2 separate regions of the Mus musculus genome follow, and region 2 is linked to region 1. Evidence: chromatin loops called from intact Hi-C (ENCODE). Cell type or tissue: left cerebral cortex. All regions are shown on one strand. Links, peaks and the distances in the headings refer to the core of each region. The heading gives the core; the rest is flanking DNA. Region 1 holds the start of Gm40760 (a long non-coding RNA gene). Region 2 holds the start of Gm30145 (a long non-coding RNA gene).

Region 1 (15,585 bases), core at 3,884-11,883:
CATGGAGGGGTGCTGCTTAATGGATTGCTCCCCATGGCTTGCTCAGTCTGCTTTCTTATAGAACCCAGGGACACCAGCTCAGGGATGTTGCTACCCACAATGGGCTGGGCCCTCCCATATCAATCACTAATTAAAGAAATTCCCTACAGGCTTGCCTACAGCCCAATCTTATGGAGGCATTTCCTTAATTGGGGTTTCCTCCTCTCAGATGATTTTAGCTTGTGTCAACTTGATATAAAAATGAGCCAGCATGTGTCCCTTATTGTCATGTTCACGGCCACTCTGCCAGGTGATTTGCAATTCCTGGATCATAACAGATGTTATCACCCAGGAAAGCTCTACTTTTTCCTTCATGCCTTCTATCTTCTGAAAATTAGAATTTTAACCAATCGTCTGTTAAGAAATAAAATTCATCATCTATAACCACAGATGTTCCTAACTTGCACTGATAGAGTTTAAGGCAGTTTGCATACATTTAATATAAGACAATATGCTATATATAGTATACATTTATAATATGCTATATATTTAAGGGTATTCAATTAAGGAAAATACTGTGTGGGTTCTATTATTAAAATAACCCCCATGGACTCTTAAAGTCTAGATTGGGTCCACCGAGAAGCTGGTCTACAAGATCCTTGCTGACACAGTGGGTCCATAAGTAGTTTAGAGTTTCTATTATGTATCTTTTAAGGATTTGATCATTTGCTCTGAAGTTTAATGTAGTGGGGAAGATAAAACTAAGGAGGTAGTTAGAGACCTATTAAGCACTGGACTATATCCCCACTGCTGTGTGAAATCAGAAGAGGCTTGTGCCGGGTGTGGTGGCGCACGCCTTTAATCCCAGCACTCGAGAGGCAGAGGCAGGCAGATTTCTGAGTTCGAGGTCAGCCTGGTCTACAAAGTGAGCTCCAAGACAGCCAGGGCTACACAGAGAAACCCTGTCTTGAAAAACCAAAAAGAAGAAGAAGAAGAAGAAGAAGAAGAAGAAGAAGAAGAAGAAGAAGAAGAAGAAGAAGAAGAAGAAGAAGAAGAAGAAGAAGAAGAAGAAGGAGGAGGAGGAGGAGGAGGAGGAGGAGGAGGAGGAGGTGGAGGAGGAGGAGGAGGAGGAGGAGGAGGAGGAGGAGGAGGAGGAGGCGGCTTGTGTTACAGGTACAGTCAGGCTTGACTGAAGTTCACAGGGGATGGAGTTTTCTGTGGATCTTTAGCAACCCAAAGGGAGAGCGTAGGCCTTCAAGGTTAAATAAAAATGAATGGCATCCCAAAATAGGAGGAAAGGAGGCAGCAAGGAGAACAGACCCTTGCTTGCATTGCCCCAGTTCCTTTTCTGTAAAAAATACAAGTATCTACATCTGTTCCTTTAATTATAGACTTAGAGGATAAAATCCAAAACGTCGTGTGATTTAAGCATTTTTTTTTCCTTCTCCAGCTTTGTTTCTAGCCACCCCCAAACTCTACACTGTATTACCAGGGCTATCAAGGGAAGAATGTTTCTCAGATGTTGCTCCATCCACCAAGTTTCTTGAGACCAAACCCTAAAAATTATCTTGGTTCCACCCTGGCTTGTCTTTCAAAAAGACCCAGACACTCCAAGTCTAGAATTTCCACATTATCTTTATAAATGCAAATCAGATTATTGTCATTCCTCTGCTTAAATTGTAGGCAGATTATATATATATCCTCCCTTTTCGTTTTGCAAGAAATCCCTATCATTTCCTTCTTTGGGTCTCAGTATAGAATGAAAACCAACCACTCTCTAGCAATCCTCTGAGCTCCAGAACTTCTTAGACACCAGTTTTGTGACTTAACAACAATAGGATTCTTAGCCTTCCTGTTGGAAGACAGGCATTGTTGATTATCCAGTCCATAGCCTATAAGCCAAGCTGATAAACTCATATGTGTGTACTCTATCAGTTCTGTTCTTTTAAAGAACCTTACTAATACTTGAGTTTGATTCCTAGCCCCACATACATGAAAAATCGGTTCTAATTCCTTTCTGAACACTGGATCAACGATTATGTGAATTCAGGGTATCAGATATCAAGATGTGTCTTTAAGGCAGGGGACTCTGAAATACCTGAGACACTTTTTGAAAACAAACCCGTCTCTGAGGGGTCATTTACTGTTTGCTTCTAAGTCTGTAACACAGAACTTATGTTACATTCTGGGAGCACAGGGCTTGAGCAATATGTAAGAAAGTTCTTGGAATTCCAGCCACAGGAGAGAATTCAGATGGGTTTCATAACCAACTCTGGCAAGCACATGGCAAATTCCGGTGAGAAAGGAAGATGATGTCACAGCAGGAGAGAAGAGAAACTCACCCATATTCCCGGGGCTGGAAAGTAGAAGCAGATTGCTAATGAGTCCGCCAGCCAAGCACATAAGAGAGCTCTCTCTCTACACAGTGGCCATCTAGCATCGCACAGTAGCATGGAAAACAGTGTCCATGATAGCAGCTGTTAGAGATCTAAGCCGAAGGCCACTCCTCTACCAGCGTGTGCGAGATGGGTGTTCAGAGATGGCATGGAGTAGCTTTAGGAGTATGGGCTTCCCCTGGAGAAATGGTGACTTTATTCCCCACACATGCTTTCTTCCCCTCTGATGTCCAGCAGTGTGGTCCGTTCTACAGCTCACAGGTTTTCAGAAGTTCTGAGAAAGGAGATCAAGTCACTTGCAGCCATGGTCCAGGGATTGAAGGCTGGGAGTCCATGAAAGCAATGCCCAGGAACAAGAGCCACATCTCAGTGTCTCTCCTCTCAGATTCCATCCTCCAGGGGTCCCCCAGAGTCTTGCTCTGCAGTTGCTCCTGCGGGGCTCAGCATCCCTGCTTTGGCTCTTCTGGGAGTCACTTTGTTAAGTGATCCAGGCATGCCAGGCTCAAGGCCATCTCTGAATTCTCCACTCGGACCCCTCCACCAATGTTCTTTTCTGCCCTGCATCCACAGCTCCCAATAGCATGGTGCAGTAGCGTGGCATAGCGGAGAATGCCCACATCCACATTTTAATCCATCTATTCTCTAACTCACTCATTTAACAAACACTGCTACATTGTGGGGGTTAGAGATAAATGTGACATCACTTCTGTCACTATGGAGCTCACTAGGACGGAATGCCACAGCAGCAGGGCAGATGACCTTGCCAGTGGGAATGAAGGCAAGCAGGAAAAGAGCAAAGGCTTCCTTTTTCCACCTTCTTTCACGTGGGCTGCTACCAGGAGGTGAGGCGTGGCCCAGATTTAGGGTTGGTCTTCCCACCTCCAAGGCTTTAATCAAGAGTATCCCTTTTCAGGCTTTTGCCCAGTTGCTTGGGTTTTAAGAGAATCCAGATGTAAAGTCGACAACCAAGATCAACCGTTATGCTAGGCAACTGCTGGTCCTCTTGAGCATTTTTGAGAAGGACTTACAAAACTGATGCTTGCTTGGTATACAGGTAGTGGCTAAATTTTTACCATAATCCCCCAGAGATTGGTCCTTCAAGGGGGTGGATTCAAAAGAGAGTGCTCCCTGAGCACAACTCTAGGTCCCCTCACACTTCCTGAGGTACCTCTTGACTTCCAACAAGCTGCGAACTAAAGGCTAGGTCCCACTTTTAGGAGACACTGCAGAACTTAGTGACAGCTTGTCTGTGTTGAATCTGTCAAGTTCCTGTCACACCCAGCGTCAGGTTTTTGAAGGATGCTCTTGTAGCTGAGGTATTTCAGGGGGAAAGGTTCTGGCAGCAGTGTAATAGGGGGTTGGAGCAGATAGACCCTAGAGTCAAGGAATTCAGCAAGCCTGATGGATGCCCTTAGTCAGAAGGTAATGCTCTCAGTTAGCTTTCCATCCTATAACAAAACATCTGACATCCTACGCGTATGAAGAGAAAGCTGGCTTGGCGCTCAGCCTTGGAGATTGTAGTCTATGACTGGATGGAGATCTATAATGAGGCAGCCAATCATGGCAGAAGTATACATAGGCGTGGAACTGCTTACCACATTCCTGGGGAGAAAAGGCAGGAGAGAGGTCATGGTCAGGTCACTTGCTAGAGGAGCTCCTGTGTATGCCTCCCAGTTAACGATTTCCCCACCTCTCAAAAATGCCTCTGATACGCAGGTCATGGAAAATGTTTAAGACCTAAGCTATAGCACTAGAGTCTGTGTTGGAGGAGAGAGAGCTGATCTGAGTGGCCTCTCAGCCCAAGAGGAACAAAGGCCCTTTCAAAGTATGTATGTTAAAGGCCAGGTCTCAGGGAGCAAGGTCAAAACTCAGTCCTTTTCTCAGGTTTACAAGGTCAGAACTGGACCACCAGCCACATCAGCCTATTATATCTAATGACTGTATCAGAGAAAGATTTAGACTAGGAAATGTGGCAAATCCCTTGTTCCACCCAGTGTGCCTCAACAGAGCTAGAGAGATGTCTGAGCAATGCTCAACACCTCAGAGTTAAGGATGCAGAAACAAGGTGCTGGGCTGAGGAAGTGCGCGGTTACCAGACAAACCAGTGGAGCATGTAATCAATACAGGTGAAGATGGAGGACAGACCCAACCTCTGCAACTTCAAGTGACATGATGTGAGGTTAAGATGGGAGTGAAGAAGAAAACGGAAGGAAAATGCAGCATGAACTACTGAATCTCCAATTACCAGACCTTCCCATGAAGAAGTGCAGAAGTGTCAGAACCCTACAGTGGTTATGTGATCCATAAATGAAACTCAGGGAGAATGCACACTAAGTTGTTGTTTTGGGGTTTTTTTGTTGTTTGTTTTGTTTTGCTTTTTTGTTTTTTTGAGACGGGGTTTCTCTGTATAGCCCTGGCTGTCCTGGAACTCACTTTGTAGACCAGGCTGGCCTTGAACTCAGAAATCTGCCTGCCTCTGCCTCCCGAGTGCTGGGATTAAAGGCATGTGCCACCATGCCCGGCTTAAGTTGTTGTTTTATAAAAACAAAAATCCCAATCATACCATGAAGACTCCAGAGCTGGGGTGAAAACCTACCTCAGAGAGGCTGAGAAAGCACCCAGCTGACCTTCCTACTCCACCAATGTCCCAGAAGGAAAAAGCCTGTTGTTCTCCACAATGTCTTAGAAACCCTTCAACTCACTGACCCTCCTTATGCTCATTCCTTGTCACTGGTTGCTTGCTCTGCCTCTTGACTTAGGGTTGACTTTAGCTCTTGGATGAAAGGTGTGTGCTAGGGCTAAGGCATGCTACAAGGTTTTTGCCCGTTTGCAGTCTTGGGATTCACAAAGCAATCAAATATCCTGCCATACTAAGTGGCTTCGTGCTTATGTCCTTCTTGATCATCTTTTGGAGTTGAATACTGACAGCTGGAGGGAGGGGAGAATGTTCTTGCTTTTGTTTCAGACGACATTACATATGGAGCAGGAGAAGGACTTCGGCTGGACAGAAAGCAGCAACAAGGCTGAATTCTGCATGTGTGCTAGACTCTTCTGGAATAAGAGGGCATGTGGAAAATCTTGGACCATTAAGCAGATGTGCCGTCATGCTAGGCATGAGCGGCAGGAGTTAGCCACGGGGTCACAATCCCACGTCCTCTCAGAGGAGCCATGAATGTGCAAAGTGATTATATGAGACCTTATTATATTCTGTTTTCCAACTCTATCTCCATGACTCCTGGCTTTTAGATTTCATCAATGACTTCACTTCCAATGACCTTGGCTTTCTCTCCCTCACAAATGTAAGTTTTACTAGGACGACCCGTGCAATCCTGGTCACATTGGTGGAGAGGAGGGAGGAAGACCTTAAGGGAGGAGGGACAGTGAAACATGGGTGATAGGAACAGGGGAAAAGGAGAAATAGGTGAGGAGAGTCACGGCAGGGTAGCGCAGAGGATAGCAGAGAGGGGGATAGCTTACACTGAGGACTAAAGCCATATAGAAGTCTACTAATACATGTCTATATGTGTGTGTGTGTGTGTATGTGTATAATGTTTATAATATATAATCACATAAGAGCAAAAGAGAGAGGGGGACTTAATTGGCATTACCCTACACAGGTGATAATGCTCCTCCATTATCAAGAAGCCATTGATTGCCAACTTAAAAGCCCAGTGCCAGGTGTGAGATACCTCCTTATGATTCGTTGGTCAGGGATATCACAGAGACACCCTCCCCCCCAACCAACACAGGATATTGTCGTTGCTCTTGCTTGTCCAGCGGAGCTTTATGATAAGGCCCTATTGCTGAAACACCACATATTTTGGTCACAGGACCTGGAGAGATCAAGTTGTCACCAAACAGGAAGCTTTCTTCCCCCAGGCTAGCTGTCATAATGCTGGAAGATGCTCTGTGACAAAGTCGTCAACAGTGTTCCCCACCTGTGACCGTATGACCTACAGTGATGACCACTGTAGTAACGTGTGCCCATGTTGTACCATACCTGCCTCAGAGGTAATCAAACTCTTTCTATTGGGTTTAAGATCCACTAGGCAAGAGGAACAATATGCCTGACACTATAAATCTGGCCAAAGACCCAGGGAAGACCTGTATAAAGATCAAGCCAGCCAGTATCCTGTCATGGAGGAGGTGGGGCCTACAAATCCCACCCCATACTGAGAAGATACTGACAGTTGAAGAGAGAGAGAGAGTCGCCTTTCTCTACAGGCGACTGGTAAACTAACCCATGCACTAGTAGATGAGTATATTTGGTCAGCATAAATGTAACTCAGTGAGTTATTACAAAAGAAAGTTGGGAGAGGCTGGGGAGGTGGGGTTGGATCTGAGAGAGATTAGGGTGATGAGCTGGGGGTAACTATGATGGAATGACTTGTGTAAGACATAAACAATCACACTGTTCTTCTGCCTCCACCCTCCAGTGATCTGTCACCTCCCCGAGCATCAGATTCAACCACTTGGCCATGGTGGCGCTGACACATTTCTGATTCTTTCTGGCACCCCCACCTTCGACTTCCCAGTTCTCTGACTCCTGTCACTGTCGGGGCAGGATTGGCCATTGCTGGTCCTGCACCTCAGAAATTCTTCCTCAGAATTCCCTTCAAGTCTCTGCTCGAACCTCATTTCTCAGAAACGCTTTCTCTCTTCCCTGTAGACAACATGGCGGCCTTGTCCCAGGGAGGAAGGCCAGGGGCCCTGCAGAAGGAGATAGACAGCAGTAGTGTGGTACCCAAGTCATTCTCATGTAGGAACATCATCTGGCTGGGTCTTTCAATACCTAGCTAGCAGCCGTGTTTCTTGGTCACGTGTGACCAAGTGACCATAGCAGTGTAAGTCGGTGACTTAGGGACTGAGCTTCCTTTTGAAGGAGGTTGGAAGGAGATTTCTCTCTGTCTACCGTGCCATTTTGAGTTTTGAATTATTTGAATATGGCTGACCCAGAAACAAAATAAAACTTAAAAGCACAGGCCCTGTCACACACAGAGAGAAAGCTCTTGAAATAGTAATAAGGGCCTTGATGGAAGAAATGCAAATGGCGTGTGGAGGCAACGCTCCGAGAGTTGGAGTGGCAAATCAGCGGGATGGGGACGGTACAAAGGGATGAGGCTACGAAAGAAAGAGAATACTCTATTAGTTCTACCTTCCTGGAAAGTTTTTTCCCCCTCTATTTGTGGAAATGTAAGCAGCTTTGCCGGGCAGGCTACAGAGAAAAGAGAGCGAGGGAAGGGGCAGACAGCTGAGCGGTGTCCGTTTCCTTGGGAAATTTCGCAGCCCTGTGCCTGGCTCCTCCTGGGCAGACTACTCTCTAACAGATTTTGCCAGCCTACTGGATGACCCTCAAGGGAGCTACTGGAACCAAGCTGTGGATGTGGCCAATTTATCACAAAAACTGTCCCAGGAACTAGACTGTTCCAAACCTAGATGGCCAGCTTTTCTTTTACTGGTAAATCTGTAGGGAGAGTCAATATGCTTTTTCGGGAAGTCAATATGCTTTGTCGGGAAGCATGGGATCAGACCAGAAGGAATCAATGCACTCCACTTCTTTCCAGGCTGTTCACGCTCCAGTTACCCAAGAACAGACCGAGCCTCCTTTCTGACCATACCCGAGTCCTAGGAGGTCTTGTTTTGCTCTGTAGTTTAGACATCATGGGTTCCAAGTTTTACAATTTTAGCTCTGACTTATTTTCTGAATGTACAACATATGCATCTAGATCTACCGAGTGCACAGAGGGTGCTCCTGGAATAGTACTAAGAACCCTGACCAAAAAAAAAAAAAAAAAGGTCCAAATGACGTGTGGAAGAGCAGCCTGCAGTCCCCTGGGAAATAAGTCCTTTCTTCCCCAACTTGCGTTTGCCCGGATATCTTCTTATAGCAATAGACAAGACACCCACAGCAAGTTGCAAAGGTACAGTGAACTGAAGTATTGCCTTAGCATTAACCCGTTTTATTTACATATGTACAGGCAAACACAAACACATATATTGGTGAACCACCTCCAAGCAAGCTGTAGACACATTTCTCCCCCTAACTGCAATGCGTGTGTCTCATAAGCGCGAATCCTCCCCTACATCGCTAGGTGCTTCTCAGGAAATGCAAATCAAATTATGTAATTCCTTAGCTAAAAATTCTCCAAAGGTTTCCCTCCACACAGAATTAAGGAAGAGAGGGATTAAGCAGGTGATGGGTTTGTGGGAGTGCCTGCAAAGGAGAAGGTACTGAAGAAGTCACGTGGCAGGAGCAGGGCCCGCAGGGCGCAAACGCAAGAACACAGGCCGGTGCTACCACTCTATTTCCAGCAAAGCATGCTGGGTCCACTCACAGGAAAGCAGCGGCTGGCAGGACGGAGAGAAAGGCCATGAAGGAAGTTTGGGGAAGTCATGATTCTTTTGTTTGTTTGTTTGTTTCTTGATTATGATGGTTAAAAAACTGGATGTACTTGTTTAAACTTAGAGCACTATATAACAAAGGAGTTGTGCTTCGTTATTATGTAAATTATTTGTAAAGTATGTTTCAATAAGTTGGACATTTAAAAATATCTTTGCCAGCTTGTCTTGGTTTTCTTTCTGTTTCTGTGATAAAAAAATACCCTGACAAGGAGCAATATAATGGAAGAAAGGGGTTGTTTGGCTTACAGTTCTAGGTTACTGCCCATCGTTTTGGGGAAATTGAGGCAGGAACTCAACAGCTGGTCACATCATATTCACACTCTAGATCAGAGAGAAATGAATACCGTCACATTACCTGCTTCCTGATCATCGAGTTTTCCACTGTCCCACATAATTCAGGACCTTCAGCCTAGGGAATGGTGCTGCCCACAATGGGCTGTTCTTCCTACATTAGTGAACAGTAAAGACAGCCACCTACAGACAACCCCAGAGACCAACCTGATAATAAAAATGTGCTCTATGGAGACTCTCTTCCCACATGATTCTGAGTTAACATTTAAAACCATCACATCAGCTTTCTGTTAGTGTACCAGAATACCTGAGATCATCAGCTTTAAAAGCAGGGAACGTTCATTTTGCTCATAGTGTTGGAGGTTTTGTCTGAGGTCAGGAGGCCTCGTTACTCCTGAGTCTGTGGCACGTTGACCCATCACATACAGAACATGAAGCAGAGGAAGCTGAATGCCTTGTGTAGCTGGGAAGCTAACAGAAGAGAACAAAGGCTCTAGAGTTTGCTCTCACTCTCCCTTTTGAGGAGATGACCCCAATGACATAAGAACTCCCACCTAGACCCCACTGAAAAGTTCCACAAACTCCCCATAGCATCAGGTTGGGGACTAATGCTAATCTGAACATTAGCATTGTTCATACAGAAATTTTAGTGCCAATGCACTGTAATACTACTGAATTTTTCTTTTCTTTTTCAGTCCAAACAGTATTGATTCCTAATATATCAAAAAGAGTACAGCGATGATATTTAACTCATATAGTGATTTATCTATAGTTAGGCCTTAAGTCAGTGATGCTGTACTGGTGAAGATACCATCTGCAGTCAAGAGCTGGTCCATCAAGCTTTTACTATTTCAAGAATAATGTTAGTAAAGAATAGAGTTTCTCTGCATAGCCGTGGCTGTCCTGGAACTCCCTCTGTAGATTAGACTGGCCTCAAACTCAGAGATTCACCTGCCTCTGGCTCCTGAGGGCTAGATTTAAAGATGTGTGCCACCACTGCCTGGCAGCACTGGACTTAATTTTCAACAGTTAATCTCTTTAGAATGTCAAGATCAGATGATGTTTATGCAAATGAAAGATGGAGGGAGCCTATCGAGATAGCTTAGTGAGTAAAGGCACCCTGCATCGAAACCTGAGGACCTGAGTTTGATTCCCCAGGACCCTCATGGTAAGTTGCCCTTTGACGGCCACCAGTGCACTGAGATACATGTGTACACGCAGGTGTGCACTCACACACAATAAATAAATAAATGAGATGCAACAAGGACTTACAGAGAAGATGAAATTGATAGTACCATTGAGTAGTCATTCCACAGTCCATCTATTCCTTACAAAGCAATGGGGATGGACAGCAGACAACAGCAGCTGCACACAACACGAGGAATGGCTCTCACAAACAGAAAGTTCCAGATGCAGAAGAGCGCAATTTCACCTATCAGGTGTGTAAAACCTGGAAAAACGACTTAATGTTACAAGGGTGTCCGCTTCAGAGGACCTGGGAGCTGGCAGCTGAAGGAAGCTAACAGAGAATGAGGCTATTAAAGGGCAACCTTAAAAACAAACAAACAAACAAACAACAAAAAACCCTACACAACTCTAAAAGGAAGTATGTGGAAGGTGGTTGCTTCTTCCCTGTGCAGACCCAGAGAGACTTCAAAGGAAAGTCATCCTTCAGGAAGGCTAATCTGGGGCTTGAGTGGGAAATGTCGCTCCCAAAGCCCATGAGTTGGTCTCGCCTTCCATGATGCAGTGTTAACAGGCAGGGCATTTGTGAAAGGACTGGGGCCTGAGGCCTTTGAACTACAAGGAGGTGGTAGGAACTTCAGGACTTGGCATAGTTGGGGCAGTCCCTGGAAGGGCATATTTTGTCTCCATTATTTTGATTCTCCATCCCTCCCTTCCTCCCCCCTCCCTCCTCTCTCCCTCTAAATCCCTTCCTACCTCCATGATGTGAGCAGCTTTGCCCCATGATGCTCTCCCCTCCCTCCACCCCATGATGTGCCACACCACAGGCCTGGAATTGATGGTGCCAGTTACCGTGAAAACACAAACCAAAATAAACCTTTCCTGTTTTTAGGACAATTTTACCCGGTATTTTATTACCGTCACAGGAAGTAAGCACACAGGCAATGCAGAGCTAGCTTCTTTCAAGAGTGGGAGTGTCCTACCTTCACGGGACAGCATTCATCTGTATTTAAAAACGAGAATCAATATCAGCTCTCTACAAGATAGCTTCGCTTCCTACAAGTCTTAAGTCAAGGATCATGAAGCCGATAACACTAGAAGAATACTTCCTCCAGAGTCTTTGCCACGTATTCAATTTGTAATGCTTAATCTCCTTCGTAGGAACCAAAGACTGGCCTCAGTGGGTGGGAGAGTTGAATAACTGAATTCGAGAACCTGTCTTCCAAATATGAAATTATAAGTTGAGTGTCATTGTGCTTTGATTCAAAGCGCCTCCCCCGCAAATCTCATGTGCTGAACACTAGGTTCACAGTTGATGTTAGAAGGGAGTGGAAACTTTAGGAAGTGGGGCTGAATTGGAAGACTTTTGTGGGGAACACTTAAAAGGGTGTACCTGGACTCTGGTCCTTCAGTGGCTGCTATGAGACAAGCAGGTTTGCTCCCACCATGACGTTGAGCCTTGCCAAACCAAGCAACCAAATACCTATCAGATGACTATAGACTAACTGCAAACCATCGCAGGATAAGTCTTTTCCCATTTTAAGTTAATTACATTAGGTATTTGGTCACTGTGGTGCAAAGCTGACTGGACTACCACAGCTTTAAAACTACAAATATTCTTCTATTTCCATAAAGCCTTCTGGTCTAATCCACGAGCATGCTGACAGCACAATAACCATGCATACTTCTAGCTATCTTCCTAAGATTAGCTGTCAGGTCAACCAGGCATTGAAAAAAAAAAAAAGAAAGAAAGAAAGAAAGAAAGAAAGAAAGAAAGAAAGGAAGAAAGAAAGAAAGAAAGAAAGAAAGAAAGCAAGCCAGCCGTCACAAGCCTGTGGAACTCCCTTAAGACACGTGTGGGGATGAAGAGCTATCTCAGGATCACTGTCTCTCTGGGAGGGAACAAGGTTTGCAAGCAGGCGCTGTGGAGTATCTGGATAAAGTCTTGGAGCCAAAATAGGTCATGACAATCAATACGCGTGCACAGCACTCCAGGTCTCTGGCAGCGCTGGCCTCTCGGACAGTCCATGCTTTTACTTAGACGCTCCCTGGTGACTTTCTGCATCAAGAAGCTCGATGCACACTGGTTCCTAGGGAAGGGTTCAAGAAATAAAGACATGGCCCATGGTGGATTTCCTCCTTCAAAGGAAAACAAACGGAAGGCGCCAGGAACACATGGAGGTGGCACCCCCATTTGGGGTTGAATAGGAGAGAGAAGCTGAGGAGGCAATGCAGTGGTCTGAATGAGGGCTGAATGGGCAAATTGTACATCAAAGGGATACAGAGCACGGGCCGCAGCTGTGCTCGTTTAGTTTTGCTTAGTCCGAGACAGCCCACTGGTTTATTATTAAGTTGGTACAGTGTTCAGTATGATAGCGCTGAGTTTATGCTTTCATCTCTTCTTTCATGTAGAACCAAAATGCGCTGGGTGGTGTTTTGATCCCAGTGACTCAAGGCCTTTGTTGTTTGGTTATTCTGAGACAGTGTCTATGGAGCTCAGGGTCTATAATCTGTTACTATTTTTATATTTAAATTTGAAAAAAATGACTTGAATTCCATGGCATTCCATATGTAGCATTCCTCTCAATCAGATTTCTCACCACCCTCTCAATCAGTCTATTCTTTTCTTCCTTCTTTTCTCTCCATCTATTGGCAATTCCTGTGCCTATTATCCCCCAGGGTACTGTCCTTGACTGTGGTCAAACCTCAGCTACAGACAAGCCCACATTCCCATTCACAGGTAAGATGGAGTGGAAACCCTATTTTTTCCCTATGTCAGCTAACGGAAGTGCACGTGTCCCTTTTGGGAGACAATGAGCAGTTCCGGATCATGCTTACATTGCATTCATCCATCCCGTTGTTTTCGGCTTGAAACGTGAATCCCGCGACATTTCTTTCCTGTATAGCATGAGTAAATATAAATAGCTCTTTGGGCGGAAGATGTTCAATTATTTAGTGCCTAGTGGTTTGAAGATAAAAATGGCTCACGCAGGCTCAAGAAGACATAAGGTTGATAAAGGTTCCTGGAGGAGGTGTGCTTGTGGGAGGTAGGTTTACATGAGAGGTCACAAAGGGTCAGTGGAGGCGGCACATTAGCCTCCTTTTTCTTCCTGTGGCACAACAGACTGCATTTCCAAGCAGCTAGCTGCCTCCATGTATCCAGTTCACAGACACTAACAATATGACACCGACACTCTCGCCATTGAGCAGTGAGGCTGCTGAGTTCTCTTCCCTCGCACTTCGGCTCACCCTGTGACCCTGCACAGAGAAGTCCAAGTGAGCTCCACCAGCCAGAGACCCAAGAGGAGTAAGACACTTTACTAAGTACCCAGATTATTTCTCATGCAGCACTAGAAAACAAGAAAACGATCTTGACTTTAAATTTGTCTCAACATCCCCCGTGGTCCCACATTACTTCAGACCCATACTGTAACTTGGTTCTTACTACAGGTCCCTTCAAATCCCTTGTGAAATTTAATTACAGCTAAAAAATTATATAGTTGCTGGGAAGTGATAGCGTTTGACTTTAATCCCAGCACTCGGGAGGCAGAGGCAGGCAGATCTCTGTGAACTCAAGGCCAGCCTGGTCTACAGAGTGAGTTCCAGGACAGCAGTCACACAAAGAAATCCTATGTTGAAAATCTACAGGGGAAAAAAAAACCTATTTAAGCCAAGGATGTAAACACCCCAGTTTTAACTCTGTAACGATCACTGACTTAACAATATCCATGAGGGATAAAACTTTAATTTTAGTATTATTTTAGAGAGCAGTTCTACATCGTTCTGTTTTCCCCTCCCGCCCCCCACATGCCGGATCTCCTTCTCAGTTGGTCTCACTTTGCCCAGACTGGCCTTCAACTCCTGACCCTTTAGCCTCCACCCTTCCAGTGCTAGGGTCACAGGCACATGCCGTCACACATAAGTGCTTTGTTCTACACCTTCTGGCCTACCGAGATTTTTTGTCCTTGGAAATTTTTAAGAAAATTATTACCCCATGAAGTTTGGTATGAGCACCATGTGGCTAATTTATTCACCAAATATGCCCTGAGCATACTCTTACCGTAAAGTCACTTCGCAACTGGAACACCAGGTGCCAACCTTTCAAAGACAAACTCAGTTTACCGAAGTCTGACTACTGCAAGGCTGAAGAATATTCGAAGCAATAAAATAGAAAATGAAGCAAAATAACTTGTCAGCCAATTAAAAATGAACAGAGAAGTCGTACAGTGATTTAATGTAGATTCATTCATCTATGAATTGAGATCATCTTCCCTATTTCAACAAAATTGAAATAATGCATCATATGGCATAAACTTTTAAGGCACTGCTATATGTAACATAAGATCTGGGTTCTGTATGAAGATACTGTGGGGCATGATACACGTTTGTACATATGTGTGTGTATGTATGTGTGTGTGGTATTCAACTGCAAATGCACATATGGAGGGGGGAGGGAGCTGACTTTGGCTGTACTTCCTCTATTGCTCTCCAGTTACTTTGAAAGAGTGAGGTCTCACTGAACCTGGAGCAATCAGTTGGCTAGTCTGGCTGGCAGGCACGCTCCAGAGATCTGCCTGTCACCACCCTGACCGCCATGCCCAGCGGCAGGGTCAGAGGCATGCTCCGAAGCCTGGCTTCTGGGTAGATATTGGAGATTCAGACCCAGGATCCTCATGCCTCTGCAGCAGACCCCTTTCCCAGAGCTACCCCAGGCCACTACAATTTACAAACATTATTCGTCAGAAGGCTTTCAAATATAAAGATGTTTTTGTTTTACTTTTCCTAAATCCAGTCAGAAGTCATCAACCTACCTATTAACTTTGTAGAAAGTGCACAAGAGCATATCAGACTCACTGTCCAGCCTAGTATTTGCACAGTTAAGAATTTATTTATTGAATGAATAACCTAGGAGCATGGACATGGGTTGAGATAACACTGTTACTTAACAAGCACATTTAAACACTGGTGTAAACAAAACATTCTTTTGGGTGTTACAGTTACTAAAAGGAGAAGACCCTGTCCTTATTTATGACTACACACACAATAAAGTGACAGGGAAGCACTTGTGATCTACACTAGAGATAACTGTCAAATTATTTGTTGCTACTGAAATCTGGCAAGCACTGAAACAAAGAACAACTAGCAACTGTACAGAATCCTTACAAGACTTAGGAGCCAGGAGAAAACGAAAGGAACGAATTCCCCATCTTTTCTGGCATTAACTTCTAATTATAAAAGGTGAATTCACAATGAATAGTCCTATTTTTGAACAGGTATTCAAAGGTGCAGATTTTGGAATTATTTACTGTTTACGTGCATGCATGTGCATGTG
Region 2 (15,585 bases), core at 4,642-12,641, 73 kb before region 1:
TTCTTATGATAAATATAACATCTCACATTTAAAGGACTTTTACATTCATAATGAAACTTTCATTACAAAAGGTATCTAGCCCAGGAATATAGCGAGCTATTCCTGGGAAACTTTTGACAGCCGAAAGACTTGAACGCGTACAACCGTATACATAAAAGCAAACTTTATTTATGACACTTTTTATCTCTCTCCTTCTCACAATTCATCTCTGCCAAGTTCCTTAGAAGCCCAAACCTCTGGTCCTTTCTCTACCTAGGGATGATGCATATGTCTTACCGCTCTGGCTCCACCCTTGTATCCCACACATCTGTGGGACTTGTGTACATGTGTATACTCTTGGTGGGAGTGAAATATTTTAAGAATATCCTTATGCCCTTCCCTTCAGCTATCAGACTATCAAGATGATAACCCAAAGAAGTCGCTACTTTCCCAGAAGTCTCAAGCTGGGTCAAAGAAAAGTCTGGAGCTCTTGAGGTCAGCCAGAAGAGAGGAGTTGACTCCCAGGAAGAAATTTCAGAGTTCAGACAACTTGTCCCCTCTTGTCCCCTGTTTAAACCTAAATCTCACATCAGGATGGACTGGGTGTGGGGTCACATGACTTCATAATTTCTCATTTCAATGTGACCACATTGAATGACTATCTTTTTTCTCTTTTCCTACCATTATTTATCTGTTTAATTGGCTTAGTGAGAGTGGGTGAGAATGGGCGTCCATGGTAACCTGTTAGCGCCTAGGTTCTGACCCTAACAACTCCAGTACCGTGAACTTTATTAAAATTGCTTTTCTCCTGTTAATCTGTCTTCTGCACATTTAATTCTTAGGCCAACCATAGAACCCATAAGGGCAGAAGAAACTGTTGTCTTCTCTAGAATAACTATCCATTCCAGATCAAGAGAATGCAGGAACAAGGACCCAGTCTTTAAGTTTGGAGTTTTCATTATTATGTGAGACTGAATATGTTACATTTCTAAAAATAAGGCTGCCTCACAGCAAAAAGCAATTGACATCAAGAGCTTAAAAAAAAAAAAAAAGACAAGGGAAGTTCGTCTCCACTGAATAGAGTCTAACGTGATGGAAAGAAAGAAAAATAATGTTGGGATCGCGTTCTGTGGGCCGGCTGGCACAGCTGTACGGTTATGTAAGCACGGAGCATGGAGCAGCACCTTCCCTAAGAGAAGCCCTGAGCTAATTCTGTGTGCTGCATCCCCAGTCCCAGCTCCCAGGATAAAAATGTCTACTGAGAGAGGATCTGAAACAGCCCAGCCTGGAATTTGTCAGCTGGCAGGGTGCCAGGTGACTCAGAGCCTTGTAATGCAATTAAGTGAGTTGCGTCATCTCCGCGTGTGCTGTGGGAACATGTGGTCTTGAAAGTGGTGGCTACCCTTCTCTGAAACACAACCCTGTCCCCCAAGCACCTATGAGGCACTATCGGTCAAAAATGCACAAAGCCCAGACACCAACAGTACAATCTGCTGTGTTCATCTCAGGCAGGGGAAGGAATGAATCTAAGAGAGGGGGCGGCTAACCCGAGTTTCTGACTAGGGACCAGGAAACTCTCAGCCTCCCTCATCCCTCCATGATGTGCTTGAAATCACTTGAGGTACCTCAAAACCGCCATGCCCCATCTTTGAGAAATTCCAGTTTATTTCCCACGTTCATGCCTGGGTGCGAGAATTAATTTTTTTAAGCATATACACACACAAACAAATCACACACCACACAGATACACTATATACATACACACACCATGCACGCACATCATACACACATACCTCACAAATGTCCCACATTTATACACATAGACCACACAAGCGTCTATACTACCACCAATGGTCACCACCTTAAGGCTCTTTGGGGACTTTGTCTTGTTTGCCTACTATACTAGTTAAATTTACAAGTAGGATTAGGGTGAAAAACAGATTTCCTTCCTTCTTGTGTCATTGTGCATTTTCACACACACCCCTTAAAGCAGTCTTTTCTCTTGGATATTTTTTGTTCTCTAGCCTTGCTTCCTATCAGACACCTATCCGCCTACTTGGTCCACCTAATCTTCCCTGAACCCACTATTTGTGATCTGACAGTTCGTTCTATTCTAGTTGACTGTCTTTCTGAAGATAATGCCATGTGATGTCAGAACTTTGAAGATAAAGAACATGTTGATTTCTTTATTGACAGGCCGAGTAGCTTGCTTCATGCTTCAACTTCTCTGAGCAAAGTTTAGTTAGTCATCAACATGTTGGCATATAACAAACCGGAAGTGACGTCTCAGCCAGTCTTTCACACACTTCCAGCATCCCTCTCGCAGTGCCCCACTATCCCTTTCCACCAGGTGCCTCTTCACTGCATGGAGAGGCTAGGGCAAGCATAATTCATGCTTGTAATTCTTCTAAGTTCCACCTTCTTCATCCCCTGTCCCCGATTTTTTTTTCTCCTTATTTACATGTTCGCCTCTGTCCTGTGCCTACCTATGTACAAAGCCAAGAGGCAATACATTCCGTCATCAGAGGGCCTCTGAAAAGGGCAAAGCTGGTCAGTTTGCTCACCTCAGAACAATGGATGACTGGTCAATAAGAGAGGCAAGTCCTAAAAGGCAGATGGCCATGTGACAGCTGTGCTGGGTTTCTGTGGCTGTGTTAGGGCATGTGACTCAGGGCCGGGTGGCAGCTGGGCCACCTCTCCAGCCCCATGGCTCCCTTTTGACCTTAGGTTAAGGCAAGCCTAGAAATTGGAGGTACATTGTCGGGTTCAAGAAACTGGGCGCACTGTGGATATGGACCCTTTGAAAATATGCGATGCTTACTAGAGATCCTAGGACCTTAATGTTTGTCCCAGATTCGGGAGATAGCGTCCACACTGGAAAGCGCGATCCACCTTTTTCAAGCAGAAAGACCTGGGCACAGAGCTTCGACTCTGCTGCCTCCTCTAGTAGCCTGGGGCGTCCCTGACACATCCTCACAGCAATGCCAACCCCCGTTCCCGGAGGAATCAGAGTTCTCACGCTCCTGACTCCCTTTGTCCAGTTTAGATTTTCTGCCAATCAAAGATAATCCCTGAGGGGAAACTGTCACTTCCACTCAGGCGAGTCTCCACAAGAGTGCCAACGTGACTGCTACCGCAGGGTCTTCCCCATCAGCGATTGTGAAGTCTGAGAGCACAGGGGGGTGAGGGTGGGGGTGGGGGTAGTGCAGGAATCCTAGCGGGATGCTGAGCCTGTTCGCTTTCTCCTCAGGCTTCCACCTGCACAGTGTTAGCCTAAAATCTTAAGGGGTCTAAAACAAATAACAAGATGAGCTGGGGTGCAGCTATGACGCCTGCTCCGGAGTCTCAGACAAAAACATGAGGTCTGCGCAGACTCAGAGGGTCTCACTGGATCCTACCACACTGAACTCTCCTCTCATTTGCCCTCCCAGGGAGGATGCAGGAACCAAACTTCCTCGTTCTGAGAGTCTCTTCTTTTTAATGTCAGGAGTTCTTTTCTGTTTGTCTATTATAGTACTTTTAGGCCCCCAACATCTTGAATCTCCGACAGTTTTTATATGCAAACCGTGACATTTTGAGTGGTACCAAGTTGAAAGGTGGGGAAAAGGTGAAAATTTTGAGTTTACGATTTTTTCAGAGTTATCTGTGGCTTTAACATATTCTTTTTTTTTTTTTTTTTTTTTTTTTTGGTTTTTCGAGACAGGGTTTCTCTGTATAGCCCTGGCTGTCCTGGAACTCACTCTGTAGACCAGGCTGGCCTTGAACTCAGAAATCCGCCTGCCTCTGCCTCCCGAGTGCTGGGATTAAAGGCGTGCGCCACCACGCCCGGCTAACATATTCTTTAAGGTATCGGAGTATAGTTCCCATGGTAGAGTGAGTGCGAACAAGGCCCTGGGCACCACCCCCACAAAACTGTGTATGTGCACGTTGCAGATTCCTTAAATGTAAATCAAGATAGATGCAAAAATAAATCCGGACCTGGTAGCGCCAATCCTAGCAGTCATAAGGCTGAAGGGAGGAGATTGAGAGTCTGAGGTCTGCCCTAAGCTCCAAGGTGAGATTATATCTCAAATCAACAGGAACATGGGAAAAGTCTGCATCAGGGTTGAGTGATCGCTGTCTCCCAGGGCCACGTTAAAGAGTGGGTAGGTGACTTTTGTAACAATATCTCTTCAAATCCTCCAAATAGCCCAATTTCCCCCAGGGAGATATTTTTCATAATACCAACGCATTTGTCAACTCTCTGGACACAAGCTGCACATCTTGCAATGTATTCACAATGCCAGTGACCCAGAATTTGCGCAGACCCCACAGGCTAACTGCTCAGTCCCATGGAATTGTCTTGTGCTTCTGCTTTCAAAGGTTCCAGATCAGCACGTGTACTCCTGACCAGTTTGCTATAAACTGGAGAGACCCCTCCCTCCTATAGATAATTTTCCATAACTGTTCATGGTATTGATTATTATGTCTACTGGTATATCATAAAGGACATAAGAGCTAGGCACCGTAGCACATGACCTTAATCCCAGCACTCGGGAAGCAGAAGTAGGAGGATCTCTGTGAGTTCAAGGCCAGCCTTGTCTACCAGCCAGCGCTTTGTTTCTTAACCACAAACAAAAGGATACAATAAAGGATGCAGGTGAAAAACCAGACCAAGAAGTTCATTGAGGGAGGTTTAGAAAAACTCAGAGAACAGCAGCTACTGTCCCTTTGGAGTTAGGGTCCATTGCCCTCTTGGCAGGTACCTGTGACCAGCAGCCCAGCAGCTCTGGACCCATCTTTTGAGAGTTTTTATGACATCATCACCATACAGGCATTAGTATTCTCCAGTCCCTATCATCTCCCCAAAGGGTGGATGGAGCAGGCATCTGACTGAAGCTATCATCCTTCTGGTAGACCTCCTGCATCCTGAAGCTATTAAAGAATCCACCAAGAGTCACTTCATCAGAACAAGAGATGTTCCAACCACCCAAGAAGTCCCAAGGGATTTAGGAGCTTTGAAATCAGGAGTCAGAGGTACAAACCAAATATTAGAACACAGGATGCTCCCAGCATCTTTATCACTCAGGAAATAGAAGAGTTTTAGGGCTCTGTCAGAAACTAGGGGCTGAGACCAAATACACACACACACACACACACACACACACACACACACACACACACACACACACACCGTGTATGTGTATGTATATATACATATATGTCACATGTATGTGCATATCTATATTGTATTTAGCTGGGCAATATTATGTATCTATATACACTGACATCAAGCCCCTGTGCTATGAATCTGAATGGGGTTCTGCTGCCCACTTTTGGCAGTTCTCCTGGTTTCCTCTATGCCATGTCTCCCCGAAGCAGCAGGAGGAATTTATGTAAAAAGGATTTCACAGAGTTTTCCTGAGAGAGTTGCTTTGAGTTTCTGTTGTCTGCACTGATTATCTTAAACGCAATACCTGACCTACTTTATTTCTTATTTCTTGGTTTTTAAAAATTCCAGTCACGAAACAGCCTCCTCCCCCCACCTCCATCCTACCCTGTTATTTTCATAATGGATTTGTGGAAGTCACCATGGAAGCTTTTTTAAGACACATGGGGTTGGGCTGAGCTGTCATCAGGTGCTTCAGAGAGAGCTTCAGGGTGTGGAGGTGGCTTCAAACACCTGGGACGGAAACTTCCACATCCGCTGTGCTCAGGAACGGAAGCCACCAGCGGGGAAGGGAGAGGCTGCTTACTGATGGCAACTCTTAAGATCAAGTATGAGCACTGGGGAACGGGAGTGAGGCACAGGAAGATGGCGTCTTCCAAAAGCAGCCAATGATTATTCCGGAGCATAGAACAGAAACAGAAGGAGAGAGTAAAACACGGGAGACACAGGAGCAAAGAAAGCAGAACTCAGAATTAGCAAGTCACAATCTGCCCCTCCTTGTGGGATAGCATATCGCCACCACTAAAGAGTCAAGGGGACAGCAGATTCACCAAGACTCGAGAATGGCTGTTTGGACTGAACAGAGACAAAACTAAGTCTCCATAACAAACAAGCAGGCTTCAGCCTGCATGGACTAACCACTTAGCTCTTACCTACTTTAGCCCTCATACAAATTTCCTAACAACTGTCTATAGACTTGGTATTTTGTTTTAAGGTACTTTATTTTATAGTTTTGCTAACAGGGTTTCACACTATAGCCTAGGCTAGTCTAGAATTCACTATGTAGCTCAGGCTGGCCTTCAATTCAAGGGATCCTCCTGCATCAGAGTCCCGAATGCTGAGATGATAAGAATTAACCCTGACCCCCTGGTATAGAGCTGCTGATTCAAAACAGCAGAAATTGGTGGGTTTGGTGATGCAGATTTGTAATCTGAGTTCCTAGGAGGCAGAGGTAAGGAGAGCTGAAGTTCCAGGCCAGTTTAGGCTACAGCAAGACCCTCTCTTAAACAAAGCAAGTAAAACAAAATCGAACAGCCTTGAATGTATCCCTTCACAGTTACAGAAGCCAGGAGTCCAAAATGACTCTCAGTAAATATCGTCTCTGGGTAGAACTGTGTCTGCAAGCTCCAGAGAGATCGCCCTTCCCTGGCCTTGCTCTGCGGATACTTGGCATCTGTGCCTTGTGGCCACATCGCTCCAACTTCTGCCTTCTTAGCTATGTTGTTTCTCTTCTGTGTCCTCTCTCATGTGTGTTGTCTCCCTCTGTACCCTCTCAAAAGATATGTGCAATGGTCTTTAGGGCTTACCTGTACAATCCAGTATAATGTACCTGTCTCAAAATTCTTAATATTACCACAGTAGCGAAGGGCTTTTGTTGTGGTTGTTGTTGTTGTTGCTGTGATTTGGATGTGTCCCTTTCCCAGGCTATGGGTTAATGGAGGAAGGAGCTCTCACGAAGCATCTGGGCTTGCCCAGGGTGTCTCCTCTGAGCACTCATTTGCCTTCCGACTTTTCCCCATGGCGTGATGACATGTGGCATGTGATGATGATGACATGTGACATGTGATGACATGTGACCCTGGAGCTGCCCCCATGCTTGTGGGTCTTTATGGTCTCTAGAACTGAGCACATAAACATCTCTCCTTTTAGTTATGTTTGAGACAGGACCTCACTGAGTAGTTCGTGGTAGCCTGGAACTTATTATGTAGACCAGGCTGGCCTCAAACTCAGATCTGCCTGCCTTGTCTTCCTGAGGGTGGGATTAAAGGTACGTTCAACCACTCCCAGATCCTTAAATTATTTTCCTTTATAAATATTCACCCTTTTCCGTGAGACCTGAAGCATAGGTTATGACAAACTGGAAGAGATGCAGGTGAGCTTTCCAAGAATGGGAAGGTCTATTAGATACATATCAGCAGGGGACTGATAGGTTTTGTGTGTGAACTTGACACAAACTAGAGTCATCAGAGAGGAAGGAGCCTCGATTGAGGAAATGCCTCCATGAGATCCAGTTAAAAGGCATTTTCTCAATTAGTGACCAATGAGGCAGAGTCCAGTCTATTGTGGGCTGTACCATCCCTCGGATGGTAGTCCTGGGTTCTAGAAGAAAGCAGGCCTGAGCAAGTCATGGGAAGCAATCCAGTAAGCAGCATCCCTCATGGCCTCTGCATCAGCTCTCTGGCCTCCAGGTTCCTGCCCTGCCCATGTTCTAGTCCTGACTTCTTCCAATGACAGACTATGATCTGCATGTGTAAGCTGAAAAAGCCCTTTCCTCTTCAACTTGTTTGGTTTTTGGTCATGGTATTTTGGCCCGGTAATAAAAACCCTAACTAAGATAAGCATATCAAAGCAAAGCAAAAACAACCTTAGTGCTCTGCGGATGGTAAACTCCTGGACCAATCATAGCTGTTTCAAAAGCTGAAGCAGGAAATCATGAACTAGAGGCCAGCCTGGTCTATCAAGCAGGTTTCAGGCCAGCTTGAGATGTCAATCAGTCAATGAATCAATCATTCAATCAATCCTTAGACACAGAAGTGCTACAGTCTCCTGTTCTTTCTTCCTTTTTGGGTGTGTTGGGGCGACGGGGTATAGGGAAATAGGGAAAGCTTTTTTTTTTATTTTTTAAATTCCTGAACCTGGATGTTTCATTTGGAACAGTAGGTGATAATGATGGTGATGATACACACACACACACACACACACACACACACACACACACACACACAGAGTGATTCACTGACCCCTAAACTCCAACTGGTCATGTTGCATATTTTTGGTTAAATATTTATGATCTGTGTGTGTGTAAGAGACAGAGAGACAATGTGTGTATGTGTACGAAGCATGTGTGTTTATGATGTATGTGCATGGTTGTGCACATATCTATGACACTGTTTGTGTACATGTCAGAGGACATTTCACTTGATGAAAGAGATTTTTCTCTTGTTTCTACTGGGACTACAGGAATTCAACCAACATGCCCAGTTTATGGGCTCTGGGGATGAACCAGGGCTTCATATATGCTGCTAGGCAAACACTCTACCAATTCTACATATCCAGCCAAGAAAAATGCTTTAAAGATAAGTGTACACACACACACACACACACACACACACCAGCAAGAATGACACCAGGAACAAGTCTTGTCAAGACATATAGCATGGCTCTCTCTTGATAATCTCAGAGCCTGTATCCACCCACTGTCTTTTCCTTAATAAGCCACAGCTTTTCTTGACAAGGACTCTCCCTGCAGCTTAAGCCAAGATCCTGGCTGTATCAGAATAGAAGTCTTTGGACCCCCCCAGGCAGCTGACAGCGAGGGGCAGTGCCTTCCTCTGGCAGTGAATTTCCCCTGGAAGGGGCTGCTTACCCCATCAGTTGCAGCAAAGCCTGGCCTTTCCCTATTTGCTGCTTTTAATGCCACCCTCCCTACATTGTGACAATTAAATGTCTCCACCTATTATCTCTGTGCTCCAGTGGGAGGGTGAAGGTTGGCAAAAGTACTCCCTGTCTGAACACACCCCTACTCAATGGAAGACACCCCAGTCACCCCTTCCCCCTCCCCTCCTCCTCTCTGTTATGCAGCCCAGGCTGGCTTCCCTCACTTCAGCCTCCCAGAGAGCCTCGGACTACACATGTGTGCCACCACGCCTGGAAGAAGAACTATTTCTAAATCTGGGACAAGAGTCCCCTGGCAGGAGGAGGAGGAGGAAAGCCACCTTCCAGACAAATGCCCTAAAATCTTTTCACCAGAGGTAGTCGGTGCCTAAGGATTCCCGTCCAGTCTGCGGTCGTGAATCTCCGCTTCAGAGAAGCCCTTGGTTTTTGATGTTTTGCTCTTTCTCTTTTAGGTGTTTCTCACTTCTTTACTGGAAGTACTTGAAAAGCTCCTACTGTACTGATGTAGAGAGAAGAGGATTGCTGTATTTTTGGTACTCAGCAGGGCCATGGCCTGAGACAGAGGCAGATGGGAACCTAGGGAAGATGACGGAATAGGTCCCCGACCGCTCCACGCTCAGTGCTGGCCTGCTTCACAGCGGCAGCTGGCATCCAGCTAGAGAGCGCGTGCGCAGTAATCTGTCTGAACTTTCAGATCTGGGTTCTTTAAAACAAAGAGTGTATTTAGAGTGCCCACGTAGTACATGCGTGTGTGTGCGTGTGTGTGTGTGTCCACATGTCACAGTGTGCAGGCGGTGTCAGAGGACAACTTGTGGGATCAGTTCTCGCCCTCTCCCATGGGTGCTCGGTATTTAATTGACAGCAAGCGCCTCTGTAGGCTGAACCATCCTGCCAGCCCATTTCTGAGGATTCTTTTTTTCTTTTTTCTTTCTAAATAAAGCAAAGCGAACAGAGGAGCTTAGGAGAAATCATGGGATGTTTAAAAAACTTAGTTATATTTGCTTCTGCACCTTTCAGGCAGGCGGTCTGGAATTCTTCTCCATAGGAAATCCATCCCTTTCTTGTTTCCTCTTGAGGACCCTATGAGGAAATAGCTTAGCAATTGAATATGAGCTTAAAAAACTTACAAAGCACGGAACCTTCTCTCTCTTCCTCAATGAAGCACTTGTACCTCATGAACTCCCACAGCAGCCAAATTGAGGGGAGAGAAGGAAGATGTTCTTTTATAATCAGTGCTTAAAATATTTGGGTTAGGGCTGGAGAGATGGCTCAGCAGTTAAGAGCACTGATTGTTCTTCCGAAGGTCCTGAGTTCAAATCCCAGCAACCACATGGTGGCTCACAACCATCTGTAATGAGATCTGATGCCCTCTTCTTACATATAATAATATATATAATAATAAGAGCGAGTAGGGCCTGATTGAGCAGAGGTCCTGAGTTCAATTCCCAGCAACCACATGAAGGCTCACAACAACCATCTGTCCAGCTACAGTGTACTCATATGCATAAAATAAATAAATAAATCTTTACAAAAATATTTGGGTTAATGTACTTTGTGTGTGCTAACCGTTCTCATTGAAAAGCTGACTTCCTAGGACGGCTGGGTTTCTCCTCCCCTCTCTTCCCAGGATTGGGGTGTCTATGGAAGGGATAGATTGTTCCTTAGTGGCACTGGAAGGCTGGTGTGCTGTCTATGTGTCCGTGTTCCTTGTGACAGCTGTCTAGCCCATCCGTTTGGTGTGGCAGGTTGGTACCCCCTGGGATGCGAGAGGATGGTGATTCTGCTCATTCGTGCATCCTGCTGGCAGTGACTGTAAAGTCTATAGTTGTGTTCTTTTGGCTTGGTGAAGATGTCCTTTCTGACCCCACGGCAGCTATACTCTACAGAATATAATTCTTTAATAATAGGGCTGAAACATTGAAATCATTCCTTGATCTGTGGGTTGCAGGGTGGATATTATTATATTTTCAGGTACAGATACAGTCTCTCCATGCAGTTCCATTCTGACCAGGAAAATTATCAACGAGCAGTATATATTTTAAAAAGAATCTCCTATCGCCCCGATTTTCAAATATCTCTATCTCTATATATGCCTGAAATACCCAGTAATCCATGCTGCTGTGTCCGACAGGCTGTCTCCACACCTGGCCACTCTTTCCAGAAAGCACAGGCAGGGTAAGTGTAACAACATTCTTCAGGGTCCCAGAACTGTCATCAGAGCACCTAGTGAGTAGCCTTGGCTTCATCTTTCGGTGACCAGCGGTGTCAGCCCTGAGCAGGAGGCAGCCCTGGCGTTTTGAAGGCCAGGCTTTGCCTTCTCCTATCCAACCACCACAATGTGATAGAAGGCTGTTTTCCGGATACGGAAGACCATTCCTGCTGACCGGATCTTCTGGAGAGCAGGCTGCAGCTTTTTGACACAACCTTTCACCTCCATGTTTCTGAAGGAACACTTTCACTCTCCTCCGGCAACTGTTCCTTAAACAGCTTGACAGTAAACCCTGTCACCGGCTTTCTGTCCTTCTCACTTTCTTCGTTCATCTTTCTCACTAGGGGGTCATCACTTCCAGCTGTTCATTTAGAGTAAGAAACGTGTGATTACTCCTCTTACCTGAAACCTAGAACACACTGTAGAGTTGATAACTGGCCTGATTTCAAAACCCTGTGTCTGGGAGAGAAGAGAGGCCTGAGGACGGGGTGGGGTGGGGTGGGGGTGGTGGGGGTGGGGGGGGGTTGGGGGGGACACGGGTCAGGGTGGAACAGTCGGAGCTCACACAGATTTAGCACTTAAGTTAATTCTGTGTGGCTTGAGTGTGTCCCCCTCTGAAATCCAAGTGGCCAATGCCTAGGCCTTTAAGGGGTGATTAGGTCTTGAGGGTTCCTCCCATCATTAATGAGGCCCTTTCAAGGCGATTTCTCACAACACCCAGATCTTCCACCCTCCCATCTTTTGTCACACAGACATATAGAATTTCCCCCCTCCTGGGACTGTGTAGCCAGCTCCCACCTTGGAAATAGAAATGGAGCCTGCATCAGACACTGAACCTGCTGCCACCTTGATCTTAAATGTCCCTGCCTCTAGACCTCTGAGAAAATAAATTCTCGAAGCATTATCTAGACTAGTTATTTTGTAGTAGTGCACACAGACTCAAACGAAGGTCTAATCACATTTCCCCACCCCCAAGAGATCCATGGAAGACCTCCTTATTAAGTCCCCTTAGCACATAGAAACGTGAGAGAGTGGCCATATTAGCTACTAAATGTTAGTTAGCACCTTTAACAACCAGAGAATGGATAAAGGCAAGGTAATTTTGCTTGGGTCAAGGAAGAAGAACTGGGAAGGGGGAAACAGGACCAATTTTTCCATGCCTATAAAGGGGAAAAAAAAATCAAAGCAAAACAAAACAATAAAAAAGGTAGAAGCCAGCTTGTATTTTGTATTAGCTAAAGCAAGTTGCAAGGTCTTTTCTAACTTCCAAATGGGCCATGATGGCCACCCATGATGTCTATAATCCCCTCTCCACCCGGGAGGCTGGGGGAAAAGCAGGTTTATATGATGCATTGTGTCAGATCACAGTGCATTGCCTAGGGCTGGGCACAGGGCAGCCTGGGACACAAGCAGGATTCTGCATTGGCAATAGAGTCAAAAACAGACACTAGGTTTGTCCTAAGTGTGCAGAAAGAAGCAGGTGACAGAAAGATTGCTGCATCTCATGTTCTTCCACTTTCAATGGAAAGTGTGTGCGGTGAGTGTGTAGGAAGAAAAGGAGAGAGAAAACTCAAGAAGAGGGAGAGGAGGGGCGGAGACAGAGAGGCCCAGTGGCTTTGTCAGTGGCTGATCAAGGGAGAAGGGTAGGGAGAAGCGAAGGGCTCCTGAGTCTAACTTGGAGCCCTCCAAGAACTTCTCCAAGAAAAGCAGAGTTAATGTTTATGCTGAGATGTCAGAGAGACCAAAGGAAAAGAACGTTTTTTTGTTTTTTTTTTTGTGTGTTTTTTTTTAAAGAGGTGTGAAAAGGCATTGCATTCTGGGTGGTTGGTAGGATTAAAGCAGAGCCGGCAAGGTTCCTGTCAGGTTGGGCTTGGGGGAGAGGGCGATTCTCCAAGCATGGAAGCAAGAACTTGAGCCCAGGAGAGCAGTCCTCTCTTTGTTCTCCTCTGCGTTCTTCTGACTTACCCACAGGTTCTCCCTTTTCAGTTAAAGCTAAATCCAAAAGAATTAGCCTTCTCAGCCTCTTCTAGCGTGGTGGAAGATTAAGTTCTAGAAAAATGCTTAGTCATTTCAATGGGCTTCTTCCGGGGTGGGGACGCAGCTCAGCTGAGAAAGCACTTAGCCTGTGAAGCCCAGGAGAGAGCATCTAGCATCACGTGAGAGCCCCTCCCCACCCCCACCCCCCTCGGGCGGTGCAAACACTTGATCTCACTGCTTCAGAAAGACCAGGAGTTTGAAGTTATCCTCACTATACAGTGAATTCAAGGCCATCCTGGGCTACATAAAACCGGAGGGTGGGAGGGGGGGAAGATGGAGAGAGAGGGAGGGAGAGAGAGAGAGCTAGTTTGTCTTCTCCGGATTTTATTTATCACCCTTAATTAAACCTTAGGTCCTTAATTAATCATGGGATTTAGAAATGTTCTTGGTTGACTGGTTCGGGAGCGGCTACTGTTTATTGCTTCTGTCGTAACTGCCTCCAGTATCTTCCCTCTAAGATCCGCCACCTCTCTCTCTCTCTCTCTCTCTCTCTCTCTCTCTCTCTCTCTCTCTCTCTCTCTCTCTCCTCACCCCTGTGAATAAGTCCTCCACTAGACTCCCACCTAACAGCTACCGGTTTTCACACCTATGGAGAGACTTTCTTGGCCTAAGGATTCATCTCTCTTCCCTCCGGTCTAGTCTCTTTTCTTTTGCAAAGTCATGCTTGCCCGCGGGTCAGGGATGAGTATTTGATCAGCGTTGCGATCCCTACTTAGGAATATTTTCTCCTTTACACCGAAGCCTCAGGTTCATCTCCTTTTACCTCTTCCTTGCTGTCCCTTCCCTCCCAACCCCCTCAGGTACGTCGGATGGATGGTTCACTAGGATTCTTTGGTCTTGAGTGAACCTTGAGGGCCTGACCCTCCTTCCTGTCTAATCGTCAGGTCCACCGCCCTGACCCTTGGCTCCTTGGGCCTCTGAGGTGAGTTACTCTTCTCTCATCGTCCCTTCTTAGGAATGACTCAGAGCCTCTCTCCCAGTCTTTCCCATTTCTTCACTGAAGAACTCCCCATCGTGCAAGCGTCTGGAGATAATGAGAATGGCCGCGGTCATGGGTCTACCATGTGTGAGCCTCCGTGCTGAGCGCTTTCTGTAGAACATTATATTTACTCTTCCGGAGAAATCTGCACTGAAGGCGTAGAGCCAGGGACAACACTGGGGCACCTCCTTTATGCTTTAGGAAATCTCTCACTGTGCCAGGCTCAGCACCTTGTATCTCGCTCTACCGTCACAACACTCCTACACGCTCTCTGGATGCTCTCATCGCTACCTTGGAGAGGAGGTGACTGGGGATGGAGTTAGGCCGTTCATGAAGCAGGTCATCTCCTCTTCAGCCACACAAGACCACTTGCTATCCTACTGTGAGGTCTTTGTTCTGCTTACATCCATTATCTGAACACTCTTCTTCCACAACCACACAACGCCTAAATATTACCTTCTTCTCGGCTGCAAGTGTACCCTGCTCGCCTTTCCTCTTTGCCCCTTGCCTGCCTCACTTTTCTCTATCATACACACCAGTAGCTGACAGTCCCTCTAGCTTACTTACTGGGATAGATGCTCTTTTTCTTGCTATTTTGCAGAACTGAAGCCTGACCCCAAGGCCTCCTTCATACTAAGCAATTGCGTGAGCTACCCTGAGAATGTATTTTTTGGATCTGCCAGCACTCTTTATTAGATTGGTTCACTAGGGAGTGTACAGTCCCTGAAAAAAAAAAAAAAAACAAAATAAAAGCAACAACAACAAAAGCCTGGTCCCTAGTCACCACAAATACTCCACTAATTTATGACTGTATCTCCCCCTTGTATCTGGGCAATCTGTTAATTTGGGGTTAATGAGGGAAAGCAGAGGCAAACTCAATCTATGCTGACAGCATAGATTTCTGCTATAACAAGCATGCCCTGCTGTTTGTGACGCTCTGTTCATCATTGTGCAGAAATGCTTACATCCAACACCATCCTCCTGCCCCACCAAGAGACCCAGCACAGGCGCAGAGGACCAAATGGGGTGTATACTCTGCAGGCAACACAGACCCAAAGCTTGGGTAGTCAGGAACTATTTCAGGATGGAGAGAGAAAGAGAGAGAGGTTTCATTAATAGGATAAAATTTGTGAAAGTGTTTAAGAGAGAACCTTTCCATCCCAAATATTTCTCAAGGGGATACCATCACCAGGAAGCAGTTTATCCTGTCCATAGTCTGATCCCTCTAAGTGATCATCATTCGCTTCCGAAACATTTGACTGATAAAGCTATAATAACTTAGAGTAATATAACTAAAAATACTACAAGAAGCCTAGAACCCTGGCTGTCAGCTTGCACGTACCTCTGCACGACGGGATCATCTGATTGAGCAGCTCCCCTTGAGACCCTCAGTAACTGTAGAAGATAAATATTCAGAGGGAGTGGGGAAACTGAGAGAGTCGCCAAACTGATGGAGTGCTTCCTTTAGCAGGCACAAAGCCCTGGATGCTCTCCCAGTGCTACAGGAATCAGCTATCAGTGGCTCGCAGCTGGGATCCCAGCACTCAGCATGTGGAA

Evidence for each region. Peaks named below come from ENCODE experiments on the same cell type or tissue, not always from the same donor. Only the 100,000 strongest peaks of a DNase experiment are listed, where the experiment ranks them.
Region 2: it touches region 1 in a loop (5-fold over the local background); 6 of 42 quality-filtered maps call a loop at or near these places.

What each region holds. Positions count from the first base shown.
Region 1 is chr10:111,301,910-111,317,494 of GRCm38, reverse strand. It overlaps Gm40760 (a long non-coding RNA gene), which reads right to left and starts at 14,059. Exons shown (of 3, transcript XR_872029.3): 1 at 11,172-14,059; 2 at 10,341-10,518; 3 at 1,597-3,977. Gm30095 (a long non-coding RNA gene) reads left to right here and starts at 3,150. Exons shown (of 3, transcript XR_380789.2): 1 at 3,150-3,217; 2 at 3,289-3,429; 3 at 4,502-4,705. In left cerebral cortex, for the core only: no CTCF peak of the experiment used is centred there; DNase peaks (open chromatin) are centred at 7,462, 8,039 and 8,396; H3K27ac peaks cover 1,600 bases.
Region 2 is chr10:111,375,795-111,391,379 of GRCm38, reverse strand. Gm30145 (a long non-coding RNA gene) reads left to right here and starts at 13,105. Exons shown (of 5, transcript XR_872033.1): 1 at 13,105-13,168; 2 at 13,850-13,971; 3 at 15,497-15,585. In left cerebral cortex, for the core only: no CTCF peak of the experiment used is centred there; DNase peaks (open chromatin) are centred at 5,550, 8,672, 9,033 and 9,542; H3K4me3 peaks cover 318 bases; H3K27ac peaks cover 3,677 bases.